Regions from separate parts of the Homo sapiens genome. Here region 1 is linked to region 2. Evidence: chromatin contacts called from ENCODE Hi-C or POLR2A ChIA-PET data. All regions are on one chromosome and are shown on one strand. Each heading gives the region's core, a stretch centred on a gene start or an enhancer-like site at or near the end of the contact. The rest is flanking DNA. Distances are from core to core; before and after follow the strand shown. Region 1 overlaps SLC8A1-AS1 (SLC8A1 antisense RNA 1). Region 2 overlaps SLC8A1 (solute carrier family 8 member A1).

Region 1 (5,422 bases), core at 2,858-5,357, 100 kb after region 2:
AGCATTTGAGCCACGAACACCCAGCTCTTAGCAGCTGCAACGAAAAGCACCAAAGCTTTCCCTAAACCACAAGGAAAAGGATGTAGAATGCCACTCCAGGTTGATTCCGGATGTTCTGCCACTTATAAGTCTTCTGTTTATGAAAAAATTATCTTCTCTGAACTAGTTTCTTCTTGATAAGACACTGACCAAGAGCTCAAGAGAAGATGAGCTAATGTCATTTCATTGACTATTCTTGGCCTTTCTTGTCAGAAAGCATAATGCAGTGGAAAGAGCATGAGCTTAGAGTAAGAGAGCTATGGATTTGAATCCCAAGTCTTCCATCTTGTATTATATTGTATAGGAACAACCATTAACATCTCTAGGTTTTACTTTCCTCATCTGTAAAGCAGGGATGGTGTTACCTACCTTGCTTTTTAAGAGATTTTATGAGTGTTGCAAGGGTGGGACTGGCACATAGTAGGCACTCAGTAAGGGTGGTGGGAGTACTGGCTGTCAGTGGATCTGGGGGAGGCTGCAGATCTGACTGAATAAGATAAACGAGGAAGGGAGATCAGAAGTGCAGCTGTCTTGACAGAAAAAGAAAGAAGTAGTGGGGTGGGGAGATGAGGGATAGGTCAAGAAAAGTAGGAGATAAATCTTTAAAAAGCCAGGCTGAGAAATCCCTTAAGGAATAAATAACCAGGTAAATATCCAAGTAAAATCAGAGTGGGGAATGAGAAAACAGAATTCACAGGGATGCCACAGGGGAAGGGAAGGATGAGAATTCTAGCAAAACCAACAAGCAAATGCATGAGAACAAAATGCTTCCCTGGTAAATGGGACCACAGGTGGGCACCGTGATAAGTATGATTTACAGAGATCCCTTGGATAGAAGCATGTCATCACTACAGCCAATTTGAAGCTCCAGGAAAAGCGTGATTGCTGTTTTGTGGGTGTCTAAGGAAAATCACTTTATGATTACACTGAGATGACAGGACAAATACATACAAATTCTTCCAGAGCATATACTCCTGCTGCCTCCTAGTTTAAGATAAGGGAAAGAGGGGGTAACACAGAAAAAAGCACGTCAATTTCGGTAGGTTCCTGTGCAGGACAAATACAGACAAATTGTACCAGGACGTTCACTTCTGCTGCCTCCTAATTTAAGAGAAAAGAAATGAGGTAACCAGGGGAAAAACGTGTGTCAATTTCAGTAGATTCCTATGCAGTAGTGAACAGGAGAAACATCGGGGAGAGGGGGCATGAAGATTCTATTCACTTTCAGGACTCTAAATATCAAAACATTAGGCCCTTCTAGTCCAGAGAACACAATGCATGTTCATCGGGGAGATTTCCGGATGAAATTTGCTGCTAACACAAATCAACCTTGCCAAACCAGAACTGATCAGGTTTAATCAAAACATCAAGGAGCTCTTGGGAAGCAGCACATTGGGATTTCCACTTTCCAGCACACCATGGAAAGACCTGCCTAGTGCCGAGTCGCAAAGAAATGGCTGAAGGGCCTGCCTCACCTTCAATAATATTGATTCTTTACCTGATCTCTTCCCTTACCCAACATATTCAGCTGCTCAGATACAGAAACTCTTCAACAGCCAGGAAGCTGATGCTTGCTCACGACAGAATGGAGGGAAACTTGATGAGCTTGACTTCCAAAGACTCAGGACATCCCTATACTAAAAGGGCTTCCTGCTTCTCCTGGCCTCAATCACAAAAGGAAAAAATTGATGATTTCTTAAAACACTGAGAACTATACCAGGCTATGCTAATATCATAGGTATGCTTTCCTAGCAAAGATAGTTTGGTCCTGAACAAGAAGAGCAGAACAAATCCCAAGATGGACATGCAAGAGTGAAGACCCAGCTCGAATAAGGGCAGAAGCAGTGAGTGAAGGGTCTAGCTAGAAGAGCAATGAGAAATGGCAAATGGGTAACATGAGCAATAGAGGGTAGGGGGGCAGTGGGGCTGGCAAAGCTGTACCTGTCCATGGAGCTCATGATGGGAGCAGGCTAAGAGAGGAGGCATCCATGTGGGAATAGGCATGGGACTGGCAGCAGAGGACAGAATGTGTAAAGGAGAGAAAAACAAACTGTGCCTCTGCAGTCCTACCTTGTAGCATAAATATGGCTGCTTGTGTGATAGGGCACAATAAAACTGTCTTCTTTACTTGACTTAGTGTGAAACATCACAAAGAGCTGCAGCTTGGCTATATTTTATTTAAAAGAAAAAAAAGTTTTGGAGGCACAAGCCTTGGTTCGGGGTAAGAAAACATGTTCTGAAGATGCGAGTGGCTTCTGTCAGCCAAAGGGTAACAGATGTAGAATTTATTCCTACATGCCAGCTTTCTAACTGTCTTCATCAATAATCCTACATATTCCTCAAATGCCCACACAGAGCAGAGTTCAGTGAGAAGACAATACATACCTTTTTTATACTCAATTAGATCTCAAAATATTAAAATTATATTAAATGGCAAATCTCTTTAAGTCTTGCTGAAAGATAAATGCTCACAAGAATAAAAAGATGAAAGCAAACCCAAAAAGTCTTTTGCTTTATCTTGAGCTGCTTGGTTACTCGCATTTTAAATCCTCATCACTGAGTATTTTAAGTATTATAGAATTGAGCAGCCTAAAATCTTTTATTGAATTATCACTCTTAAACAAAACACAAATCTTCAGGCACATTTTCCCATACTTAAGAAAACGCATTTGGCAACAAAAATTAAATGTAACAAATGTTTACAATGCCATGTAATTTAGCATTTGAGCCGGGAAGGAAGGGTGGCTCAAATGATCATATTTCTCCAAACCCATGGCTGCTCCTGTGCCCGGACAAGCTTAGAAATGCCCAAGGTGTCTGTATCCAGTTCTGACAAACCAGCCGGAAGAGCCCCAAGTACTACAAGTAAAGAATAGGGGGAAATAGACGCCACAGAGTTCAGGATATGTCTCTCTCCTACTCCATCCCCTCCCCTTCTTAATCCACAAACCGAAGATGAAAATGAGTAAGGAGAGTGAAGAGAATAAAAGGACAACCACAGTGAACCTAGGAAAAGACAGAAAGGCCACGTCCATTCAGTGATAGAAAAAGTTCTGCTGAAACACCTGAACACTCCACCCATTTCCAGGTGTCACTGAAATGACAGAGACTTTGCCTAGAGAGGGAAAGAAATTGTTCCCACATCTCTTTCACTGTGGAAAGATAAGTCACAATGTGTGATACTTGGTGTTACAGTTCAGGACTGCCAGGCCACTCTGGAATGAGGTCTAATGGTATCAGTCAAGCAGCTATTGAGTAAATATTCCTGATGTCTGCTTCCTTGCAAGACATTTTAAATAAAAATACAAATTATTTTCTTGTTGCAAACAAAGCATGGCAAATCAAACCACCCAAATGTTTTTTTCTATGCTAATATGGTCATAACCATGTTTTAGAAGAAAAACTAGCAAGTACCCATCATGATTGGGTTTCAACAATAAAAAGATTCAGAGATATATTTTGCTTTGCTTTTTATAACGCTCATTTAATGGTTCTTTGTCAACTTTTGAAGCTTGAATGAGACAGTAGTCCTTGGAGGGAAGATGTGCAGAGTATTTATTTGGCACCCATTGTATAAATAGTCCTATACAGTAATTCCCCCTTATCCTTGGACAGTACCTTCCAAAACCCTCAGTGGATGCCCAAAACCTTACATAGTACCAAACTGTATAGGTTCTATGCTTTTCCTGTACATACATACCTATGATAATAGTTTAATTTTAGGTACGGCATAAGAGATTAATAACAATAACCAATAACAAAATAAAACAATTATAACAATATGCCAGAATCACTCCTCTTGTACTTTGGAGCCATTAATAAAATAAGGATTACTTGAACACAAGCACTGCATTCTCCCAACAGTTGATCTTATCAAGATGGCTACTAAGTGACTAAGGGGGAGGTAGTATATAGAAGTAACTAGACAAAGGGATGATTCACATCCTGGGGGGAAGGGAGTGGAATTGTAAGACATTTCATCATGCTACTCAGACAGGTGCACAACTTACAACTTATGAATTGTTTCTTTCTGGAACTTTCCATTTAATATTTTCAGACTGTGGTTGACTGCAAGTAGCTAAAACCATGGAAAGGGTAAACCACTGTGCTAAGTGTTCGACCTCTGTTACATCATTTAATCTTCACAACTAGCCTCCAAATAAATGATTATTGTGACTCACCTTTTAGAGCTGAAGAAGCAGGGCTCAGAAGGACTGAATAATATGCCTAAAGACACAGAGCTAGTAAGTACCATCTGTGAGGTTTAAATGTTCTCTACTGCTTCTAAGTGTATCTTGGGAAAAACTGGTCTCCTGTGAGTGTCCTCCAGCAAACCTACCAGCTAGCAACTATCTGTCATGTCTATTATTAAAAATGAAATATATTTGCTAATTTTTGGCAGAATTTGATTGATTACTTATATATAACCAGATGGGAATCATTAAGACCAGGATAATTTTTCCATTAGTTCTGGTAAGACATTATTTGGAAGAAAGCAGGAGAGGAGCAAGTAGATCTGGAGTGGGAGGAGTGAAGAATCCAGTTACACCCATCCCCTTCATAAAATACATCATTTCAAGATTATTTTCAAAGCTGATTTTCTTGTCAGTGTGGATGAGGTTTAAAGTTTGGCTTAGACTGAGACTTGGAGGCAAGTAATTTAGAAAGTAGAGTTGAAAAGACTGTTGAGCTGAAAAAGCAATATAAATTATAGCTAGTACTTACAGTCCTACCTGGCTGCTTTTGACATATTTATAATTTTCCTCAGCTATTCTACAAGACAGTTATTACCCAGAACTTACAAATGAAGAAACTGAGGTTTATAAAGTTCAGATAACATTTCCAGGGTCACACATCCAGAGAGTAAGACAGTCATGCCAATCTGATATCTAAAGACTTTTTCCTTCAGATATATTAGAGGGTCTCTCACAACATCTTTGCTCAGTTCTGAAACAATGAACAACTTTAAGCCAATGGCCTCTCTTTTCCTCACTTTGTTCATTTATAAAATAAAGGTAGTGCACTAAGTAATTTTTCAGTTTCCTCTCTGCTTCAAATCTTCATGACACCATATGAATTCCGCAAAGACCACACTATCAAATATACCATGCAACAGTGGCTCCCTAAGATTTATAGAAGACTTTGAAATCCTAAACCACGAAACCCCATTTAAAATTCCTTTGATTAAACACTGTTAGCAATCACCCTTAATGGGCAATTACAAAAACTGAATCTGGAGGGCAACAAATTGTCATGGCCCTTTCTAAGTTTGGGTGTAGTAAACAAAAAAAAAAACAGATGTTCCTCAAAGAATCTAAGTACAGTCATGTAATCACAGAGTAATCTTTGAGGGTGGTACCTGCAGAGAACTATAGCTGTCACA
Region 2 (5,799 bases), core at 2,041-4,540:
CTGCAGATTCTAATTACATGTCCCGACAGTTGCTCAACTTAATTTTTCACCAACTGAATTTCATGCATTGCCCCTTGATGTTCCTTCCCTCTGTTCACTCTTTTCTATAAGTCCTTGCATTTGATATACTTTAAAATGGATTTGACTAGGAAAAAAAAAAAAACCAAGTCAGCAAACCCTTGTGTTCATTCAAGAAATTGTGAACAAATTTAGCTGTTATGGTAATAATCCTGAGGTGAGAGAGAAAATATCACCTAGGTGACAAGAGATCATTTTAACGCTATTACTAAAATAGTATTCTATGAATAGAGGCCATAGAATTTTCTACAAATAGACTTGTAGGGACTCACATTTTGAATCATATTTTACTTATAGGTTTGCTGTATATACTGATTAAACTTCTGAACCTAAAGATTCTCTATAATTAAACTAGCACAAATATAATCTGTCCCTTACCCACATTGTAAGAATGTCTGGTGGGGGAAATCCAATATTGACCTTCACATTCCACATGGAAAATCTTTGTCCCCAGAGTGCAATTAGGGTGATTAAAAATAAGCCGCTTTTGTGAGTCTCAAGTTTGTTCCCCAAACAAGCAGCATCAGCAACTGGAAATTTGTTAGACATGCAAATTATCCAGTCCCACCTGAGACTTCAGCCCAGATCTATGAATCAAAAATTTTGGAGTGACCCTGGCAATATGGACTTTAATAAGCCCCTAGGATGGTTCTGATGCATGCTCAAATTTGAGAATCATTGATCTATGACACAGCATTCTGAGTGGCCAAGAATGAACAATGTCACCCACTGCTTAATTATGCTTTCCCTTAAGAAAAGGTTTAAATGCTTAAAAGGTAGGTTCTTTATAAAGATAATGCATTCAGATATATGGGAGATATGTCCACCATTCAGACTTAAAATATAATTTTAAGGGACATTAATCCTTATGTCTTTTTCTGGCATAACTGAGTCTGAGGCAGCCTCTCCAGTCAGAGATTTCTAATCAGCTTATCTAGTTCTTTTAAAACCCCACAGCTGATCTACTTTGCCTGACTTCCCCGGGGCCTAGAAAATGACCCTGGACACCTTTCTCTAACTGATTAGCTCTGGCTGATTTGTCTTAATGCTAAACCACTGTGTAACAGTACTAAATTATACTTAATGACACAGTCTACTGTTTTGAAGAGTGCTGTGTATGACTGACTGAGCTAAAAGGATTGCTGGCTATGAGTGAGTTTTAGTTTTAGAATTCATTTTCAAAGACTCACAAGGCTCAAGAAGCTTGAAAACCACAGATGATGTATACAGTAGCTGGAGTTCCCTGGAGGCTCCTTTCTAGGGTCTCTCATTTGAATTGGTGCAGAACTGAAAGCAGAGAGTCAGAAAGTAACTCTGCTTGTAAAAATGGCTTAGGAAAAGGAACTTAAGATTGTGGGTTATATGTGTGTATGTGTGCACACACATGTATGTTTCCTGAATTCTAACCTGAAAATATCACATTTGTGGATACTTAAAATACTCATATGCATTTTGATACACAAAAGCAATTCAAAGTATGTAAAAGGAGGCTGGAAATGTAAGCTTAACAGTGATATTCTGGAGAAAAATGTTGTAACTGTCACTCCAGGCCTCCCTTAGGAGAAACCAAACTTGTCAGATATTTTGGAATGGTAGCTCTTTTTCAGGAATTAGAATAACTGAAGTATGATACTGTGTTCCGTGTGCTTTAAAATCTGTGACCCTCCCCTGTTGCTGGTCATAGCTTCAGCATTTGAGTGTCCATTGTCTGTCGCTGAGGACATTTTCTCATCGGCTCTTTTCCCCATTGTCCCATTCCTCTCACTCACACCTGATTACCAAATAGCTCTAACGAAATCACAGTCACTCCTTCCTGTGTTTCCACCATTGTGTACATCTTCATTTGCACACCCTATTTTTTAATCAAAGTTAAAGCCTCACCAACAAGGTACTTAGAACAATCACCCACTTCTGGCCACTTCGTGACGGGAAATACATCTTTGCAGGGGAAGGAGCTGGATCAGACTGACAGGGTTTCACTCAGACTATTTCAAACAATGAGGAGCCTTGACCTCATTCCCAACTTTTGCCGTCCATAGTGGTTGATTTCTTGTTTTCTCTTTCTCTCTTTTTTTAACAGAAACTCTTAAGCTCAAGGCTAAATTACAGTGGGGACTTGCCTTTGTCTACAGTCCATGGTTTCTGTATTGGCTCAAGCCTTGAAATCTTGAAACAAGCCTAAATTAAAATTTTCTCTTAGCTTAAGAAAAAAAGTTACATATTGTCAAGACCCTTATGTGTGTGGTCCATTAAAAAGGTCTTGATATTAGAAGATAACAGCAAATTGTTTCTTATCCCACAACAGCTTTGCCTTTCAGTGTCCTTTGTGGTGGTTTTCGTAGGTCAGTGGTACAATTCAACACTCTTCCAATAAGCCATAATAATAATTGTTGGCACAACTGTTATTACAACAGGACTTGCCTGGGTTCCATCTATTAATTTTTACAGACAGTAGGAAGCTCACACCGAGGAGACATTGGTAACTTCCTGGACAAGGGCAAAGAAAGGAACTAGCATATTGTACATACTGTGTACGTGCACAGAACACTGGTCTGTGCCTTTGGAGTGTTCTCAGAGGGGCAGGCCAGAAGGGAGGATTCAGGTAGGAAATGAATCTAGGACTTCTCTTGCCTTTGATGGTTACTGATGGCAATTGTGTTTCCCACTGAATAACTTGGTGGACAATTTTGATAGTAAACTGAACTCATACCGAGCAAGCACAATAGTCAATCCATAAAGAAAAGGGTGGCATATCATAATGCCAGAAACCTTGTCTCCCTAAGAGGTGATCATGAATTTCCTATACAGGGCAAAAAAGGGAAGAATAGCCTATTCATATTCTGTATTCACAGTTTGAAGGACCCATCACAAATGACCTTCAAAGACTGACAGGGGGCAGGTAGAAGGGAGGCAAAAATGCAGAGAAAAAGATGTTACCTTGAAAAATGAAGTAAGAAATCCTAATATTCCCGTAGTTGATCCTAAAGTTTGTTCCCATGTCTACGGTTATTTCTAAATAACTTCACTACACTTTGAAATTCCTTAGTGGTGGTTTATCAGTAATACTTAACTGAATTTTTCCGTTTCTATTCTTTGCTGCCAATGAATGTAATCTCCACGACTTGCCGTTCGAGTGCACGCACAGACACACACACATAATGGTATATGCATCATATATTACTCATTTTGTGGGAAACACAATGTATTATAATGAAAAAGATTCCAGCACATTCTTTCAGTGTGTTTCAGTGATAAAATTTTGTGGGGGAATAGAGGTATACATACTCTCTTTGCTGACCATATTGTTGAAATTATGATCTTAAGCAACACTGTTAGAAATGCTTGCATAAAGTATCTTCTCTAGTATTAATGAGTTGATTCACTCTGAATTGAAGGTTCAAAAAAATGCACTAAACAAATATTTTTATATCTGTGGTATTTTCCTATTAACTACTCTTAGTGAACACGTGACCATATACCTGATATCATTAAAAAGGAAAATGGCCTAAACGAAACGTTAAAAGTGGAGGTATTTATAAAGTCTTCTGCCAAAGACCATTGTTTAATGATCTGTAAAATGTAGATTATCTTCTTTTATTATGAATGTGATTGTAAGAAACACCCTAACATTCTCTAACTTTTGAAAATGAATATTTTGTATTTCTAAGGACCAAGGAAAATATTTTTTAAGCCAATGTAGTACACAGAAGCCTTGTAAATGAGAGGTACAATGACTTGGATCAACTGCATAATGCTAGATTAGAATTCCAGCATTTGATGATAAATTTATCAATCTTTCCTATAATTCTTATACTGCACTAAATTACATTTTGGAAATTTTAGCTAATCTTTTCAAATTAAAGGCACCAACATTAATGACAGATCTTCTCTAATATGAAAAGCATCAAAACATTCCCTTTCAAGCACTTTGAATGGATGAAAATTGCCATATAATTTTCCCACCTACCTAACCATTCCATGTAAGTTAACTGAGCAGTCTAACAATGTTGTACAGAAGGTTGACAGACTATGTGCACCAAGAATATTTAAGTTGTGCAGTTAGCAAGAACTAGCCATTTCAAATATACTCAAATGTTTTGTAAATAAAAATTTTGACTCCTATAATTTTGTTCAAACTGATGTCTTTTAAAATAATTAGATTTTATTTGAATTTTAAAAGTAATCTGTTGTAAATTAGATGTTACTTTGTTGACTCTGTGATTCAATGTACACTCAGCCATATTCCTGTGGGGAAATATCAATCTTACTGACTTTCATGGCATGAGCCAGAGATTCATAGTTTCCTTTAGGACTATAAGTATGAAGACAAAACACACCAAAATAAAATGCTAGTGAAGAAATTAGAAACCTATTGTATAAAATGTATTTTTAAAATCTTAAGATATATGTGATTTACACTGCCTGTTAATCTAGTCTCTTTGTGATTAAAAAAAAACATAATATTTGTTAAGACTCAGACACCAAATATTTGTGATGTTTGTATAGCACCATCGTTATATGTGATTTCAAAGGGTAAGCATCTCTGTCGTAATCATGTAAGCCCACAGAAGAATAAATTCCTGAGGTTATGTACAACCAACTCTCAGAATTCAGACTTCCTGCAGCTGCCATATCACCAATAAATGAGAATTGTGAAAAACAATTTTTAAAGAATTGAGTTTATGATCACTGTGCATTTTGTTAATGAATGATTTCAGAGTTTTATTTTTACCAGAAATGCTCTCAGCCAGTAAACACAACTGCTGATTTCAACCATACTATCATTTCAATGGTTTCTATATTCTTGATCTAACTACCAAAAACTGGAAGCTTGTTGCAAGGTGTGTCCTAACAAACATACAATAAATGACTCTTCCTGCATGCTGCCTGAGATATGTTGTAATTTGAAATGTCTTATCAAAAAATTATACATGTTATAACCCAAAGTTGAACTGGCAATATTTTTCATGTGTAAAATTGATGGTATGTTAATATCAAAAGCAGAAGCATTGTTTGTCATACATGTATGTTATATGTGATGTTTAATCGTGTTAAACTGTAATCTGTGAAGTTTTCATTGCCTGAACTAGTCAATTCTGTATAAATCATTGTCTTAATTGTTTTCCTAATCTTACCATATTTCCTAACACTGAAATATAAATGTTTGTCAATTAGCCATTCATATTGTATTGATCTTTATAAACTTTAGTGTGACTCCATTAAACTAACCTAAACAAAGGAAAATCAAAGCTTTCCCTGTCATAGGCTCAGGGACATTTTACTTACAGCCAAAATCATTTATTCATTGAATCAACAAGTATTTATTGAGTATCTACTGTGAATCAGGCTCTATACCAAATTTTGGGAGAATGCTTAAGAACGAGAGAAATCCAAACCCTATATTCCCCAGTGAGAATTTTTGAACTCTACCTAAAGTATTCTTCTGTAACTTCCACTGAGTTAAGAAATTATTTTGTTTCTCCTATGTTATAACAAAGATTAAAGTTATCCACAAAAGAGTCTTAAATTAAAATATGGCACATTCAGTCCAGGGAAATGCCACTATCACTCACCAAAGCATTGAGTCTCAAAGTCCAGCTTTAAAATAAGTTAAAATAAAACTCGATTTAAGAGATTTGACCGTAACTCTGGAAATAACACTTCAAAGTCCCTCTCTTGAAAACTGCACATTGTGTCTATTTCAAATCATTATTCTAAGGT

The links. Hi-C counts contacts between places; a loop is a spot of excess contacts on that map. ChIA-PET counts read pairs that join two places held with the same protein, here RNA polymerase II (POLR2A). Pooled maps may share reads with other maps.
Region 1: a loop to region 2 is called in a map of PC-3, with 2.8 times the contacts of the local background. The contact joins two enhancer-like sites. A Hi-C loop is called at or near these places in 4 of 168 maps with a recorded cell type or tissue (IMR-90, MCF 10A, PC-3 and 1 more) and 3 of 50 pooled maps. POLR2A ChIA-PET finds 5 or more read pairs at or near these places in 3 of 52 experiments (BJ, MCF 10A and activated CD4-positive, alpha-beta T cell).

Annotation. Positions count from the first base shown.
Region 1 is chr2:39,995,521-40,000,942 of GRCh38, reverse strand. The region is part of intron 2 of SLC8A1-AS1 (SLC8A1 antisense RNA 1); the gene reads right to left. Among named protein-coding and RNA genes, the nearest start is that of SLC8A1-AS1, 81 kb to the right of the region's middle. Within about 2 kb of position 4,107, at least 2 of the 41 ENCODE cell types and tissues checked have a DNase peak (open chromatin) inside an H3K27ac peak, as active enhancers do; they include PC-3, where a contact is called at or near this core.
Region 2 is chr2:40,096,727-40,102,525 of GRCh38, reverse strand. SLC8A1 (solute carrier family 8 member A1) reads left to right here. Exons shown (of 11, transcript NM_021097.5): 11 at 1-5,256. The region is part of intron 2 of SLC8A1-AS1 (SLC8A1 antisense RNA 1); the gene reads right to left. Among named protein-coding and RNA genes, the nearest start is that of SLC8A1-AS1, 180 kb to the right of the region's middle. Within about 2 kb of position 3,290, at least 2 of the 41 ENCODE cell types and tissues checked have a DNase peak (open chromatin) inside an H3K27ac peak, as active enhancers do; they include PC-3, where a contact is called at or near this core.